2 separate regions of the Homo sapiens genome follow, and region 2 is linked to region 1. The links are chromatin loops, found by intact Hi-C in ENCODE. Cell type or tissue: GM12878. All regions are shown on one strand. Links, peaks and the distances in the headings refer to the core of each region. The heading gives the core; the rest is flanking DNA. Region 1 overlaps TMEM192 (transmembrane protein 192). Region 2 has its middle 19 kb from the start of FAM218A.

Region 1 (8,803 bases), core at 2,622-5,121:
TGTTTGTTGTTTTAGCATTTTTAACAGGTGTGCTTTGTTCTTATCCTAATCCAAATGAGGACAAGTGCCCAGGAAATTACACAAACCCATTGAAAGTTCAGACGGTTATAATCCTTGGGAAAGTTATTTTGTGGATTCTCCATTTACTCCTTGAATGCTACATCCAGTATCACCACAGCAAAATCAGAAACCGAGGCTATAACTTGATCTACCGATCAACAAGGCATCTCAAGAGACTTGCGTTGATGATACAGTCCTCTGGTATGTCCAATTTTCTCTCAGCTACTTGGGTGCTTGAGGGACAAAAATGACAGCAGAAAGAATATATGAAGTTTGATTTTAGAATCAAATATATTCTCTCATTTTTGTAAGGTTGATGTGTGTTCTGACCACTAAAATTTGGATCACCTTAATGTCTTAAAGCTTTTCTTGGCCGGGTGCGGTGGCTCACGCCTATAATCCCAGCACTTTGGAATGCTGAGGTGGGCAGATCACGAGGTCAGGAGATCGAGACCATCCTGGCCAACATGGTGAAACCCCGTCTCTACTAAAAATACAAAAATTAGCTGGGCGTGGTGGTGCATGCCTGTAATCCCAGCTACTCAGGAGGCTGAGGCAGGAGAATTGCTTGAACCAGGGAGTCAGAGGTTGCAGTGAGCTGAGACTGTGCCACTGCACTCCAGCCTGGCAACACAGCGAGACTCCATCTCAAAAAAAAAAAAAAAAGAACTTTTATTATGAAATATATAGCCTTAATTTTCATTTGAAATCTGTTATTTGTTATGAACATGGTGTCCTCATAGCATGTGTGAAGTGTGGAATTATACCCTCTTTTGTTACCAGGTGGTTTACTCATCTCATAAAGATAGAAATGCTGTTGCTATTTGACATTTCTGAGGATAGGGAGAGGGAATTTTTAAATTTTATTTTATTTTCTCTGAGGCAGGGCCTTGCTCTGTCACCCAAGACTGAAAGGCAGTGGGGCCTTCATGGCTCACTGTAGCCTGGAATTCCTGGGCTTAAGCAATCCTCCCACCTCAGCCTCCTGAGTAGCTGAGACTACAGGTGCATGCCACCACACCCGGCTAATTTTTTTAAACATTTTATGTAGAAGCAGGTTCTCACCATGTTGCCCAGGTTGGTCACTGGAACTCCTGGCCTCAAACAACCCTCCTGCCTCAGGCTCCCAAAGCTCTAGGATTACAGGTGTGAGCCAGTCCTGGTGGGAACTTTTTAAAAATGAAGCTCAGTGCTTTTCTTGCAGTAGGAGACAGTAATGGTTAGTTCCTAGGATAGAGGACTGTTAGGCAGTGAGATGCATTATATCAAACAGAAAACTTGGAAAACACACAGGTCCTAATTTATGAAGGCAAGATCAGAAGGTCCACATGAGACTTAGAATGCATGAGTACTTGCTTTTCTTTATCGTTGCAGACATTTTAAAGATTTAATGGAATTAAATTGAACTTCTTTAGGTAAATTTGGCATTAAGTTATAGTAAATGGCCGGGCACAGTAGCTCATGCCTGTAATCCCAGCACTTTGGGAGGCTGAGGTGGGCAGATCCCTTGAGGTCAGGAGTTTGAGACCAGCCTGGGCAACATGGAGAAACCCCTCTCTACTAAAAACACAAAAATTAGCCAAGTGTGGTGGTGTGCCCCTGTGGTCCCAGCTACTCTGGAAGCTGAGGTGGGAGAATTGCTTGAGCCGAGATCATGCCACTGCACTCCAGACTCCAGCCTGGGTGACAGAGTGAGACCCCATCTCAAAAAAAAAAAAAAAAAAAAGAAAGAAAAAAAGTTGTAGTAAATAACTTAGTTTCTACCTTTTAAAAAGATCCTGTTTTTCAATTTGAGTCCAGAATAAATCTTAAAAATTTTTGAATCCAGGCCAGGCTCGGTGGCTCATGCCTGTAATCCCAGCACTTTGGGAGGCCGAAGCGGAAGGATCACCTGACGTCAGGAGTTCGAGACCAGCCTGGCCAACATGGTGAAACCTCATCTCTACTAAAAATACAAACGAAAATTAGCCGGGTGTGGTGGCACGCGCCTGTAGTCCCAGCTACTTGGGAGGCTGAGGCAGGAGAATCGCTTGAACCTGGGAGGCAGAGGTTACAGTGAGCCGAAGTCATGCCGCTGCACTCCAGCCTGGGCAACAAGAGCGGAACACTGCCTCAAAAGAAAAAAAAACTTGAATCCATATGTAGTCTTCCTACTTGGAGGAGGCAGCGAGAAAAAGAAAAAGAAGGAAAAAGAAAAAAAAATTTTTTTTGAATCCAGGCTGGGCATGGTGGCTCATGCCTATAATCACAGAGCTTTGGGAGGCCAAGGTAGGAGGATTGCTTGAGGCCAGGAGTTCGAGACCAGCCTGGGCAACATAGTGAGTTCCCCCATCTCTACCAAAAATGAGAAATTTAGTGCTGTAACAAATGAGCACCAAGTTAAGTTTTAAAAAAAAAAAGAAATTCCTGGGCGTGGTGGCTCACGCCTATAATCCCAGCACTTTGGGAGGCCGAGGCGGGTAGATTCCCTGAGGTCAGGAGTTCGAGACCAGCCTGGCCAACATGGTGAAACCCTGTCTCTACTAAAAATACAAAAATTAGCTGAACGTGGTGGCGGGCAACTGTAATCCCAGCTACTCGGGAGGCTGAGGCAGGAGAATTGCTTGAATCCGGGAGGCAGAGGTTGCAGTGAGCTGCAATCATACCATTGCACTGCAGCCTGGGTGACAAGAGCGAAACTCTGTCTAAAAAAAAAATTAAGGCCGGGCACGGTGGCTCATGCCTGTAATGCTAGCATCTCAGCACTTTGGTAGGCTGAGGCGGGAGGATCACTTGAGGTCAGGAGTTTGAGACCAGCCTGGTCAACATGATGAAACCCCATCTCTACTAAAAATACAAAAATTAGCTGGGTGTGATGGCAGGTGGCTGTAATTCCAGCTACTCAGGAGGCTGAGAATCGCTTGAACCCGGGAGATCAAGATTGCAGTAAGCTGAGATCGTGCCACTCCAACCTGGGTGACAGAGTGAGACTCGATCTCTAAATAAATAAATAAATCTCTATTTCAAAATAAATAAATAAATAAGTAAAATAAAATAAAATAAATAAATTAGTCATGTGTGGTAGCCTGTGCCTGTAGTCCTAGCTACTTGGGAGGCTGAGGTGGGAGGATCCACTTGAGCCCAGGAGTTTGAGGCTGCAGTGAGCTATGATTATGCACCACACTCCAGCCTAGGTGAAAGAGTGACACCCCCCTCTATAAAAAAAGAAAAAAAAATTGGATCAAATTAGAGATTTTTTTCTCCAAAAAAAAAAAAAAAAGGCTCCACAGAATTTAACTTTTATTTTTCTTCTGTTCTGTTAGTGCATTTTCTTTTTTCTTTTTTTTTTTTTTTTTGAGATGGAGTCTCGCTCTGTCACCCAGGCTGGAGTGCAGTGGCGCTATCTCGGCTCACTGCAAGCTCCGCCTCCCGGGTTCAGGCCATTCTCCTGCCTCAGCCTCCCGAGTAGCTGGGACTGCATTCGCCCGCCACCACGCCTGGCTAATTTTTTGTATTTTTAGTAGAGACGGGGTTTCACCGTGTTAGCCAGGATGGTCTCGATCTCCTGACCTTGTGATCCGCCGGCCTCGGCCTCCCAAAGTGCTGGGATTACAGGCATGAGCCACCGCGCCCGGCCTGTTAGTGCATTTTCTTAAAGGGCATGCTGCAAGTTCATCTACTCAGTGAAATTCTCAGTGGAAGCTGAAGGGCTATGCTATATCAGCGTGAAGCAGTTTATAGAGTTGGGTGATCCTGACTGCTCTTGAAGGGGAAGCATTTATTGCTCCCTGCCTCTTGTGAGAATGAGCTTGAGAATGTTCAACTGTTGATGTGCAGCTCTCTCTTTTGGCCAGAAGATGTCAGGGTAACACAAAGATTAAAAAAAAAGAAAAAACTTAATTTTAAACTACAAAAGATCTTATATGATCTGTGACCAAAATAATACTCAGTTTCTCAAGTGATGGTCTGGAAATAGTATTTTGGAAGCTCACAAGGAGATTATTTGATCTTTACCTTTCCAAAATCTGCCTTTCAAATTTTTGTTAAACATGTGAGCCGTAATCATAATCTATTTCTGAACACTTGGACCTTTAGAATCACAGGTGATATCACGTTTATGTGGCTCATGTGAAAACCCAGAAAATCAAACGGAATGGAGCAGGTACTTACCTTATTTCTATTTTTTAAAATATTTTTTCTTATTTGCAAAAAAAAAAAAAGATAAATCTATGGAGATGTAGGATGTAGGACTTACAGATAACAGTACTGATAATATTAACTTCAGCCTGATATATTTTGTTATTTTCCAGAGAAGAAAAAAAATTATTTACCTTTGGGTGGAGATGGGAGAAAGGGCTTTGCTTTCCTACCAAGTGAAAATATTTACCTGATTAATCTGTTCTCCTTCCTTAGATCCAAATACATATATATATATATAATTTTTTTTTTGAGAGTCTTGCTCTGTTGTCCAGGCTGGAGTGCAGTGGTATGAACTCAGCTAACTGCAACCTCTGCCTCCCAGGTTCAACTGATTCTCCTGCCTCAGCCTCTCCAGGCTAGACTACAGGCACGCACCACCACACACAGCTAATTTTTATATTTTTAGTAGAGACGAGGCTTCACCATGTTGGCCAGGCTGGTCTCGAACTCCTAACCTCAGGTGATCCGCTCCCCTTGGCCTCCCATAGTGCTGGCATTACAGGCATGAGCCACTGCGCCCGGCCTAATAATATTTGAGTTCAAAATGTATTTGGGCCAGGTGCAGTGGCTCACGCCTGTAACACCAGCACTTTGGGAGGTCGAGGCAGGCAGATCACCTGATGTCAGGAGTCCAAGACAGGCCTGGCCAACATGGTGAAACCCTGTCTGTACTAAAAATACAAAAAAAAAAAAAAAAAATTAGCTGGGCATGACTGGGGTGGTGGTGGGCGCCTATAATCCCAGCTACTCAGGAGGCTGAGGCAGGAGAATTGCTTGAACCTGGGAGGTGGAGGTTGCAGTGAGCGAAGATGGCGCCACTGCACTCCAGCCTGAGTGACAGAGTGAGACTCCATTTTTAAAAAAAAATTTTTAAAAATCAAGTATTATTAGTTACATAGCCAAGTTGCATATTTGGGGCTTTTTTCACATTGAAATGAAAACTTGGTCCTTCACTGAAAATAGTAATTTTCAACCCATCATGTGGGTCCAGTCAGTCTCTCTGGGGCCTAAAAGTGTAAAGCCAGAGGCTGAGGACATGCAAAAGTGCAGTTCAAGGAAACTGCTCTTGAAGGTAAATTCTGGAAGGAATTCCTGGCAGGAATTGTAGGACCCGAGGGCATAGTGATTGTGTCCTTCCTGCTCACCTCTAGTTCTCATGGCCCACATTCTTTGGGAGGGCCAGAGACTGTCTTAGTTGACTTGTAGAAATGCCTGCTGGAGTCCTCACTGATGTCTGGGCCTGGTGCCCTGGGGTAAGCCAGAGCAGCTGGGTCTCTCCTGTAGCATAGCATCTGACTTCAAGTCCCCTGTGAGTTTTGTTTAGAGGAGGGGCTGCATAGCATGTGCCTGGAATTGAAAATCAGAATTCTTGTTTTAATAATAATAATGATATATGGCATTTACTACATGTCTACTTAGGCATTGTTAGTTCATTTCTTCCTACCAGAACCCTGTGTGATAAGCATTATTTCCCCCATCTTATAGTGTAGGAGTCCAGGTCTGGGTGAGATCATGGGTTTCGTTTCTAGGAGGCATCAGATCCTACACTGGAGCCCAGGCATGGTAGCTCTCAGCCTGTGGTCATTACAGGACCGCCCAGCCCACAGGAACTTATTTCTTCCAAATATTCTTAATGAATAGCAAGCATTAACCTTAGAATCTTTTTTTTTTTTTTGAGACTGAGTTTCACTCTTGTTGCCCAGGCTGGAAAGCAGTGGTGCGATCTTGGCTCACTGCAACCTCCACCTCCTGGGTTCAAGTGATACTACTGCCTCAGCCTCCTGAGTAGCTGGGATTACAGGTGTGCGCTACCATGCCCAGCTAATTTTGTATTTTTAGTAGAGACAGGGTTTCACCGTGTTGGTCAGGCTGGACTTGAACTCCCGACCTCGACTGATCCACCTGCCTTGACCTCCCAAAATGTTGGGATTACAGGCGTGAGCCACTGCACCTGGCCTAGAATGTTCTTTTTTTCCTTTTCTTTTTTTTTTTTGAGACAGAGTCTCGCTCTGTCACCCAGGCTGGAGTGCAATAGCACGATCTCAGCTCACTGCAGCCACCGCCTCCCGGGTTCAAGCGATTCTTCTGCCTCAGCCTCCCGAGTAGCTGGGATTACAGGCATGCACCGCCCCACCCGTCTAATTTTGTTTTTTTAGTAGAGATGGGGTTTCTCCCTGTTGGTCAGGCTGGTCTTGAACTTTCGACCTCAGGAGCCACCGCCAGCCTAGAATCTTTAAAACGGTGAGTGATGTAAAACAAAAAGCACTTAGACTATGTCTATGGTTATAAAATCATTTAAAAAACACCAAACTAGGCCGGGCATGGTGGCTCACACCTGTAATCCCAGCACTTTGGGAGGCTAAGGCAGGCGGGTCACTTGAGGCCAGGAGTTCCAGACCAGCTTGGCCAACATGGTGAAAACCTGTCTCTATTAAAAATACGAAAATTAGGCCAGGTGCTGTGGCTCACGCCTGTAATCCCAGCACTTTGGGAGGCCAAGGCGGGCAGATCACCTGAGGTCAGGAGTTCGAGACCAGCCTGGCCAACATGGTGAAACCCCCTCTCTACTAAAAATACAAAAAATTAGCCAGGCATGGTGGCAGGTGCCTGTAATCCCAGCTACTCAGGAGGCTGAGACAGAAGAATCGCTTGAACCTGGGAGGCGGAGGTTACAGTCAGCCAAGATCATGTCATTGCACTCCCAACTGGGCAACAAGAGCAAAACTCCGACTCAAAAAAACAAAACAAAACAAATACAAAAATTAGCTGGGCATGGTGGCGTGGCGGGTGCCTGTAATTCCAGCTACTAGGGAGGCCAAGAATTGCTTGAACTGGGGAGGCAGAGGTTGCAGTGAGCTGAGATCTCACCAGCCTGGGCAACAGAGTAAGACTGTTTCAAAAAAAAGTCACCATTATTAGACTATTACTGTATAACTGTATAACTGGAGAGTGTATTTGGTTAGCACAAAACTGATAAGGAGGCTGGTGTGGTAACCCAGAGGTGAAGTGACTTTCATCTGAACTAAGATATTGTACAGGGTGGTCTTCTTCAAGGAGGGTACTTGTGTAATGTCCACAGCACATACCATTATAAGGAATGTTTTATTTCAGTATGGCTTTCCCACCAGACTGCAAACTTGCTAGTACATAGGATTTGCCCAGTACCTTGAAAATCCTTTGAAAACTCTTTCATTTCTCTGCAGAAGTTTTTTTTCCTAGCATGTATTTCTTTCCTAAATGTTGTAAAACTGTATTGGCCAGGCGCGGTGGCTCACACCTGTAATCCCAGCACTTTGGGAGGCCGAGGCGGGTGAATCACGAGGTCAGGAGTTCGAGACCAGTCTGGCCAACATGGTGAAACCCCGTCTCTACTAAAAACACAAAAATTAGCCAGGCATGGTGGCGGGCATCTGTAATCCCAGCTACTCAGGAGGCCGCGGCAGGAGAATCACTTGAACCCTGGAGGCAGAGGTTGCCGTGAGCTGAGATCGTGCCACCGCGCTCCAGCCTTGGTGACAGAGCAAAACTCCATCTCAAAAAAAAAAAAAAAAAGAAGAAAAAAAAACCATAAAACTGTATTTATCTTGTTCACAAAACTGATTTACAAAGAATCTGTCAATATGCTAATATACTGTGGCAGGTCATTGGGTGAGTGGGCTTGCTAGAAGGTAGCTTTGTGTTGTTACTTTTTTTTTTAATCCAGTGATATTTTGTCAAAACTTTTTTTATTTATTTTTATTATTTTTTTTTTAAGAGACAAGGTCTCGCTCTGTTGCCTAGGCTGGAGTGCTGTCATAGCTCAGTGTAGCTATGTCATTTGTGCTGTCATAGCTCAGTGTAGCCTCAAACTCCTAGGCTTGTGTAGTTAGTTTGGATGGGGGTTCTTTCAGCAAGGATCTTTGGCTCACAATCATTTCTTTTGTATCAAGCAATAGAAGATAAATGAAAACAGCGTTTTCCCTCTCAGGATCAGACTCACATAAATATGTTAAATAAGCTTTAGAAAAATCTAAGATAAGATGCTACAGAGTCTGCCCCTAAACTTCTCTTTGATATTTGTCAGAATAAAAGTGCAAAAAGAGTTTAAAATGGTCCTCATAAGTAAATAATAGATATGCTGAGTGTGTGGTAGGGGGTGCAAACAGGTAATATTTATTGAATATTTACAGGCCAGGCACTGTTCTAAGTATTTTTTACATACTAACTCACTCCCTAGGACAGCACTGTGGGCCGGGTGCGGTGGCTTACGCCTGTAATCCCAGCACTTTGGGAGGCCGAGGCTCGCGGATCACTTGCGGTCAGAAGTTCAAGATCAGTCTGGCTAACATGGTGAAACCCCGTTTCTACTGAAAATACAAAAATTAGCTGGACATGATGGCACATGCCAGTAATCCCAGCTGCTCAGGAGGCTGAGGCAGGATAATCACTTGAACCCAGGAGGCAGAGGTTGCAGTGAGCTGAGATTGCACCTTTGCACTCCAGCCTGGGCAGCAGAGCAAGACTCCATCTCAAAAAAAAAAAAAAAAAAAAAAAAAAAGAACAGCATTAAGAAAGAACAGCATTG
Region 2 (8,803 bases), core at 3,612-6,111, 160 kb after region 1:
ACACCTGGCTAATTTTTGTACTTTTAGCAGAGACGTGGTTTCACCATGTTGGCCAGGCTGGTCTCGAACTCCTCACCTCATGATCCACCCACCTCGGCCTCCCGAAGTGCTAGTATTATAGGTGTGAGCCACCGCACCCAGCAATATACCACATTTTCTTTGTCCAGTCTATCATTGATGGGTATTTGGGTTGGTTCCATGTCTTTGCTATTGTAAATAGTGCTGCAATAAACATATGCGTGCATGTATCTTTATAATAGAATGATTTCTATTTTTCTGGGTATATGCCCACTAATGGGATTGATGAGTCAAATGGTATTTCTAGTACTAGATCCTTGAAGATCTAGTCTACACTGTCTTCCACAATGGTTGAACTAATTTACATTCCAACCAACAGTGTAAAAGCATTCCTATTTCTCCATAGCCTTGCCAGCATCTATTATTTCTTTTTAAATGGGCCATTCTGACTGGTGTGAGATGGTATCTCATTGTGGTTTTGATTTGGATTTCTCTAATGACCAGTGATGTTGAGCTTTTTTTCATATGTTTGTTGGTGGCATAAATGTCTTCTTTTGAGAAGTGTCTATTCATATTCTTCGCCCAATTTTTGATGGGGTTGTGTTTTTCTTGTAAATTTGTTTAAGTTCCTCATAGATTCTGGATATTAGACCTTTGTCAGTGGGTAGATTGCAGAAATTTTCTCCCATTCTGTAGGTCATCTGTTCGCTCTGATAATAGTTTTTGTTGTTGTTGTTTATTCTGTGCAGAAGCTCTTTAGTTTAATTAGATCCCATTTGTCAATTTTGGCTTTTGTTGCAATTGCTTTTGGCATTTTTGTCATGAAGTCTTTGTCCGTGCCTATGTTCTGAATGTTATTGCTTAGGTTTTTTTTTTTTTTAAGGGTTTTTATAGTTTGGGGTGTCACATTTAAGCCTTTAACCCATCTTGAGTTAATTTTTGTATAAGGTATAAGAAAGGGGTCCAGTTTCAGTTTTCTGCATATGGTTAGCCAGTTTTCCCAGCACCATTTATTTTTATTTTTATTTTTGAGATGGAGTTTCACTCTTGTTGCTGAGACTGGAGTGCAGTGGCACGATCTCGGCTCACTGCAAACTTCATCTCCCAGTTTCAAGCGATTCTCCTGCCTCAGCCTCCCAAGTACCTGGGACTACAGGCACGCACCCCCATGCCTGGCTAATTTTTGTATTTTTAGTAGAGACGGAATTTCACCGTGTTGGCCAGGCTGGTCTCGAACTCCTGACCTCAGGTGATCCACCCACCTTGGCCTCCCAAAGTACTGGGATTACAGGCATGAGCCACTGTGCCCAGCCACCATTTATTAAATAGAGGATCCTTTTCCCGTTGCTTGTTTTTGTCAGGTTTGTCAAAGATCAGATGGTTGTAGATTTGTGGTATTATTTCTGAGGTCTCTGTCCTGTTCCATTGGTCTATATGTCTGTTTTGGTACCAGTACCGTGCTATTTTGATTACTGTAGGCCTCCTGGGTTCAAGCGATCCTCCTGCTTCAGCCTCCCAAGTAGATGGGATTACAGGCGCCCACCACCATGTCCAGCTAATTTTTGTATTTTTAGTAGACTGGGTTTCACCATGTTGGCCAGGCTGGCCTCAAGCTTCTGACTTCAGGTGATCCACTCACCTCGGCCTGCCAAAGTGCTGGCATTAGAGGCGTGAGCCACCATGCCCTGCCCACAAGGGATTTTAGAGCTTTGAGATGTAGCAGAAGTGAAAGATGAGGCTCAGAAAAGAGAGTAAGAGAGAAGAGGGTCTGGCTTGAAGACAGTGACACAGAGACAATAAGGCTCAGCTTTTTATTTCATTTCATTTCATTTTAGACAGAATCTTGCTCTGTTGCCTAGGCTAGAGTCCAGTGGCACACGAACTGCTCATTTCTGCCTCAACCTCACAGGGTCAATTGATCCTCCTACCAGAGCCTCCCCAGTAGCTTGGACCACAGGTGTGTGCCACTATGCCTGGCTACTTTTTGCATTATTTTCATAGAGATAGCATGTCACCATGTTGTCCAGGCTGTCAGCCTTTTCAATAATGTTTTCTACTTGAGAACATCTAAAGTGTATAGAATAGTAGCAAAATTAGTACAACAAACCCTGTGTATCCACTTACAGATTTATATCCTTATCCCTATACTTTGCAATACTTTGAAGCAAACACAGGATCACATATAATCTTATGGGTAAATACTGCACTATGAATGTCTAAAATATAGAGCCTCTTTTAAATAGTAAGCTCATAATATCATTATCAGAAATCATAACTAGTGAATACTTATGAGATTTCTTCTAGTTCAATGGACTTTATTTTTAGAAGTGTTTATGTAGAAGTAAGGAAAATTATTAGGCAGTTATTTTCATTGATATACATGCTCTTCAGTGCTTTAGTATCTTATTCTTTTTTCTCCTTTTGTAGTTGAAGAAACTGCCTTACTGTTCTGTTGAAAGTCTCACAGTCTGGAGTATTTTACATGGTCATTAGTTCCCATCACCTCTTGTAATTGTGGCCCTTCCTGAGAAACACGACAAAAGAGCGTAGCTTGAATTTGAGTAAAGGAGGATCCAGGGTCACGGGATCAGCCAGTGCCCTGGGACCTGCCTCCCCCTGGAGCTGCTTCTGGAGCCAAAGGGAAAGAAGCAGACACAAGCTTGTGAAGTGCTTGCAGGAGACAGAACGCTGAGGAGGCACCAGCTTCTCACTTTCCCTCCTTCCTGGAGAATCACACCTTCTGCAGGGAGTCTCCCCACACAGATCCCTCCCTGCACCATGGCCTTTGCAGCCTCTCTGGCTGAGCTCCAAGCAGAGGCCAGCTGCCCCATGTGCCTGGATTACATGAAGGACCCAGTCACCACTCACTGTGGGCACAACTTCTGTCGCTCCTGCATCCACCAGTGCTGGGAAGACTTACAGGATGTCCTCCCCTGTCCTGTCTGCCTCCGTCACTGCCCTGATGAGAACCTCAGGAGCAAACACCCAGTTGCGCCACATGACTGATATGGTTCAGCAGCTTCTCACCGTGACGAGCAAGAGGGAATGGCAGGAAGAGGAGCCCCTCTGTGAGAAGCACAGTCAGGGTCTAGTCCTGCTCTGTGAGAAGGACCTGGAGCTATTGTGTCCCCAGTGCAAGGTCTCCTCTGACCATCAGGATCATCCCTTGTTGCCCATTGAGCAAGCTGCAGCTACACACAGAAGGAAGCTCAAAAGCTACATTAAGCCACTAAAGAAGGAAACTGAACATGCCAAGATGCGGTGTGAAGTCCCAATTTTGAGATCACTTAATGTGAAAAGGAAGATGGCAACATGGAGGAAGGAATTACAATTTGAATTTAAAGAAATTAAGTCTTTCTTGGTAAAGGAACGAGCTGTAATTCATGCCAGGCTACTTATTGAAGAGAAGGATGCTAAAGAAAAACTCACTGAAAACCAAAGACAAATTTCAGGCCACTTATCCACACTACAGAATCTGTTTTTTTTTTTTTTTTTTTTTTTGAGACGGAGTCTCGCTATGTCGCCCAGGCTGGAGTGCAGTGGCTCAATCTTGGCTCACTGCAAGCTCCGCCTCCAGGGTTCACGCCATTCTCCTGCCTCAGCCTCCCGAGTAGCTGGGACTATAGGCGCCCGCCACCCTGCCCGGCTAATTTTTGGTATTTTTAGTAGAGACGGGGTTTCACTGTGTTAGCCAGGCTGGTCTCGATCTCCTGACCTCATGATCTGCCCGCCTCTGCCTCCCAAAGTGCTTGGATTACAGGCGTGAGCCACCGCGCCCAGCCTACAGAATCTCTTAAATGAAGTAACAGAGAAGAGTTTTCAGGCAGACCTGGATATGCTGACAGGTATTGAGAACAGCTACAACACATATGACCACCTGAAAACCCCTGCAGTCTTCTCATAGGAATCAAGGAAGGAGAGTTTGAGTCTCTCTCCACCTTATTTTGGCCTGAAAAAAATGATGAGCCCATTTCAGGAAGATTTGACACTAGATCCAGAAACAGCCCACCCTAGTCTTATTATCTCAAGAGACAGAAAGTGTGATATTTAGAATGATGAACCCACACTTTACTGATAATCTTCAGTCATTTAGTTTTTACCCAGCTGTCTGAAGCTGTGAGGGATTTGATGCTGGGAGACACTTTTGGCAAGTAGAAGTGAGAGCAAAGGTACATGGTTCCTTGGTGTGTGTAAAGAAATGTTTCCCAGAGATGGTCTTACATCACCAACTCCACAGATGGGGTGCTGGCAAATTCAGCCATTCCGTAGTTCATGCAGTACAAGGAACACAGAAGTCCTGCAAGTTGGCATTTTTCTGGACTATGAGTTGGGAGAAGTTTCCTTTTATAATTTAAATACCAGATCATATGTGTATACTTTCACTGGTAAGTTTACAGAAAAGCTTATGCCTTATTTCTCTATTGCACCTTCTTCACAAGCTGTTACAATCACATTGTCATAGACCAATGATGAACTACTTAGAGCACCCTTTGTATGTAGCTATATTTTCTTCCTGTGTTCTTGGAGGGCATTTGTAATAAAAGTTCTGATTCCATGTTTATGTTTGACTGCTGATATTATTGGGGGACTCACTCTTCTCTCTTCCCTTCTGCCCTCCCTGGACAAGCTGATGAGAAAGCCTGGGTGCTCCCTCTGTTGGTGTAGGTGGGAGGTTCAGACCTAGCAAGCCTCTGGTAGTGCAGGACCCTTTCAGCAGCCCCACCCATGACCACCATCACAACCCCAAACCAGTCTCCTTTCCCTGCTTTCTCAAGTCACTTTTGCATCAACTCTGTAGACACCCTTCTCTCCTCATAAACCTCATTACAGGAGTAGGAGTCCATTTCATACAATCTTGGATTGTGTGGCATCAGCAGTCTCAACACTGAACCAGTTGTCAGGGAGGGTGCAAACTGACCCCTTCAATGCAAACTATCTATGCAAACTGACCCCTTCAAAGGCCATTGTGAGCAGGATTATCCAGATGTTGGCTGCCACCTTCAGGGAATTGCTGTTCTAGCTTTGCTTTGCTCACTGGCTCTGTGCCACATGATGAGCCTGCACTTTCAGCTCAGCTGCTTTGTGCTGCTTTTACTGAGTTTGGCTGAGACTCTTTGAGAGAATTCTCTGACCTAGGTCAGTAATTTAGATAATATTTTGTTAGTTAAGTATAGGAACATGGACTCAGGTCCCTTTTACTGTCTCCTTGAGTGGTGCATCTCCGTCCAGACATATTGCTGTGTCTTTTATAATTTAAAAAACAGATCCTCTGTGTATAATTCCACTGATAAGTTTACAGAAAAGTTTATGCCTTATTTCTCTATTGAACCTTCTTCACAAGCTGTTACAATCAGTATTGTCCTAGACAATAATCACGTTAAATTATTATGTATTGTCAAAGCATAATCACATTAAAAGGAATAACCCCTAAAATGTATTGAATGTCTCCAAAAAAAAAAAAAAAAGAATAAAAAACAATGGACATGAACGTCAGAGAGACAGGGAATAAAAAGAAAAATAAAACCAAATCACAGATTCAAGGAGAGGAACAACAACAAAAACTGCAACAGAAATTCCTAATTTGCAATTACCAGTTGAATATGCAAAATTCACCAAAAGAATCTGTACAACACAAAAGCTTAAAAGGTGCTAATTGACTTTTCTGTTTCTGTAACCTGGATGGTGACTGAACTTCAACATCTGTTGAAATGCATCAATTGGAAAACCTTCGCAGACTTAATCCTTTGCCTCCAATTAGGTAACCAGGGATCCCTCTGATTTTAAATGAAGAGCCCTCTATTACCTTAGTGACATTACTAATCATAAAATGAAGGTAAAAGAGGTATCCCTTATCTTAACTATAAGAATCACTGCCTTTCCTAAATTTTCCATGGTGTGTTTCTAGATTCTAACATAAGCTGTGACTGATGTAAGTTCAGGGGGAACTCTAATTTGTGACCAATTGTTCGTGTGTCTCACCTCCAAACTGGTGCCTGTTCTATAGAGCACATAGGGGAAAAATTGTATCCTGTGCCATATACGGGCTCATTTGGTGGTCACTTGTGTGAAGCAAGAAGTCACTATTTGGAGATTGAGCATTAGTTGAAAATTACAATTACTTATGTTAATCCATTTTGTTCTGATTTGAGAGAATGCCTGAGATTTGGTAATCTATAAAGAAGAGAAATTAATTTCTCACCGTTCTGGAAGTTGGGAAGCTCAAGATCAAGGCAGTGACAGGTTTGGTGTCAGGTGAGTGCCTGGTCTCTGCTTCCAAGATGGTGCCTTCAATGCTGCAGCCTCTGGAGGGAGAAACGCTGTTCCTGACATGGCTAAAGAGCAGAGGTGGAGCTGCTGAGTGCAGTGGCTCATGCCTGTAATCTCAGCACTTTGGGAGGCCTAGGCAGGCAGATCACTTGAGGCCAGGAGTTGAAGACCAGCTTGGCCAAAATGGCAATTAGGGAAGAGAGAGACCCTCTCATATTGTTTTATATTGTTTTATACTCAGTACCTGTTTTAAGAAAAAACAACAAGGAAGTAAAACCAAAGACAGGCAACCCGAGGCCAGGCCCAAAACCAGGCCTGGGCCTGCCTGGCCTAAACCCAGTAGTTAAAAATCAACTCATAACTTAGAAACTGATGTTATTTATAGATTCCAGACATTGTATAGAAGAACGTTGTGAAACTCCCTGCCCTGTTCTGGTTCTCTCTGACCACCGGTGCATGCAGCCCCTGTCACGTACTGCCTTGCTTGCTCAAATCAATCACGACCCTTTCATGTGAAATCTTTAGTGTGGTGAGCCCTTAAAAGGGATAGAAATTGGGCATTTGGGGAGCTCGGATTTTAAGGCAGTAGCTTGCTGATGCTCCCAGCTGAATAAAGCCCTTCCTTCTACAACTCGGTGTCTGAGAGGTTTTGTCTGTGGCTCGTCCTGCTACAGCAAAACCCTATCTCGACTAAAAGTACAAAACTTAGCTGGGCATGATGGCATGCAGCTGTAGTCTCACCTACTCGGGAGGCTGAAGTGGGAGGATCATTTGAACTCCAGAGGCAGAGATGGCAGAGCCAAGATTGTGTCATTGCACTCCAGCCTGGGTGACAGAGCAAGACTCCATCTCAAAGAAAAGAAAAAGAGAGCAGAGTGGGTGTATATACCCTGGAAAGCTCTTTTTTAGCATGGCATGAATCCATGAGGGGGAGCCCTTGAGACCTAAACCCCTCTCATTAGGTTCCACCTCTCAGTGGAATCACATGGGTGATTGTTTATAATACAAGAGGTTTGTGGAGACAAACATTTAAACAATAGCTATTGAGGCTCACACTCATAAGAGCAGATGGCTAATTAGGACCCTAGAAATATCTTTGCTTTCTGCTGCTGTCTAGGCCTTTGTTACAACAAAGATTCTGATCTTCAGAATTATAGGGAGATAGCTGGGAACAGTATCTCACACCTGTAATGATCGCTTGAGCTCAGGAGCTTGACAACAGCCTGGGCAACATAATGTGACTTTGTTTCAAAAAAAAAAAAAAAAAAAAAAGAGAAAGAAAGAAAAGAAAAAGAAAAAGAAAAAGAATTATGGGGAGAAACCAGTGACCCCTGTGGCTCACCGAAGTGGTCAATTTCAACCAAACTTACAACCAGGGTTCCTAAACTCTGTAACCCTCCAGTGCCCATAGAACTGTGATGGTACTAATAGAAGGTTTTCTGGAGTCAGAAACTTCAAAACATAATAACATGAAAAGGAACAGCCCCTAAAGTATATTGCACGTTTACCAAAAAAAAAAAAGAATAAAAAACAATAGACATGAAAAGTCAGGGAGATGGGGAAGAAAGAGAAAGAAAAATAACACCAAATTCTAGATTCAAGGAGAGGACAAAAAAAAAAGCACCAAAACAAAACAAAACAAAAAAACTGGAGGAAGCTTCCTAATTTGCAATTTCAAGTTGAAAATGCAAAATTTACCAAAAGAATCTAAACAACACAAAAGATTAAAAGGTACTGGTTGACTTTTCTGTCTCTGTAACCTAGATGATGATTGAACCTAAGCATCTGTTGAAATGCATCATTGGAAAACCTTTATAGACTTTATTATTTCCCTCTAATTAGTTTACCAGGGATCCCTCTGATTTTAAATGAAGAATCCTCTATTACCTTAGTGATGTTACTGAACATAAAATGGAGGCAAAGAGGTATTCTTTACCTTAACTATGAGAATCACTGGCTTCCCTAAATTTTCCAGGGTGAGAACACACACTGGGATGAAATATTAAAGAGAAAAGAGAAATACAATAAGTAATAAATACAAAATTAAATTACGTCTTCTGCATTTTCAAATTAGCTTTACAAAATGGGATCCATGGATGTTCCTGACCCCAGTGAGAAAAGATAATATGATTAAATATTAGTTAAAATAGATACTCAAGATTTGAAACCCATGATGCAAGACCTAGGCGTGATTATCTCACCGTTTCTGGGTTCAACCCCAATTTTGTGTGTTCTTATACTTTGAAAGAAGTATGACATCTCAGAGGGAACTGATGACAGCTTTAATGGGATGATCTCTCCCAATGTTATTGACATGACTTACTCCATCCAATCAGGAAATGGTAAATAACTGGCTGCTACAGATTTGACTAGGTTTTTTCAGGCTTATTTCGACAGCTTCCTGGCCATGCTTTCCCTTTGCCTCAAAGGAATGTTATGCATCTCTACCCACCAATCATGGTAATTTGAAAAAATTAGCTGGGCATGGTGACGTGTGCCTGCAATCCTGGCTATTTGG

Evidence for each region. Hi-C counts contacts between places; a loop is a spot of excess contacts. Peaks named below come from ENCODE experiments on the same cell type or tissue, not always from the same donor. Only the 100,000 strongest peaks of a DNase experiment are listed, where the experiment ranks them.
Region 2: it touches region 1 in a loop (4-fold over the local background); 5 of 110 quality-filtered maps call a loop at or near these places.

What each region holds. Positions count from the first base shown.
Region 1 is chr4:165,092,086-165,100,888 of GRCh38, reverse strand. It overlaps TMEM192 (transmembrane protein 192), which reads left to right. Exons shown (of 6, transcript NM_001100389.2): 3 at 1-261. Among named protein-coding and RNA genes, the nearest start is that of TMEM192, 16 kb to the left of the region's middle. In GM12878, for the core only: a CTCF peak has its summit at 3,890 (motif pointing right); no DNase peak of the experiment used is centred there.
Region 2 is chr4:164,933,984-164,942,786 of GRCh38, reverse strand. It overlaps the pseudogene LOC391710. Among named protein-coding and RNA genes, the nearest start is that of FAM218A, 19 kb to the left of the region's middle. RefSeq lists enhancers at 6,265-6,314, 6,355-6,664, 6,975-7,104. In GM12878, for the core only: CTCF peaks have their summits at 4,673 and 5,012 (motif pointing left); DNase peaks (open chromatin) are centred at 4,696 and 4,997; H3K27ac peaks cover 1,201 bases.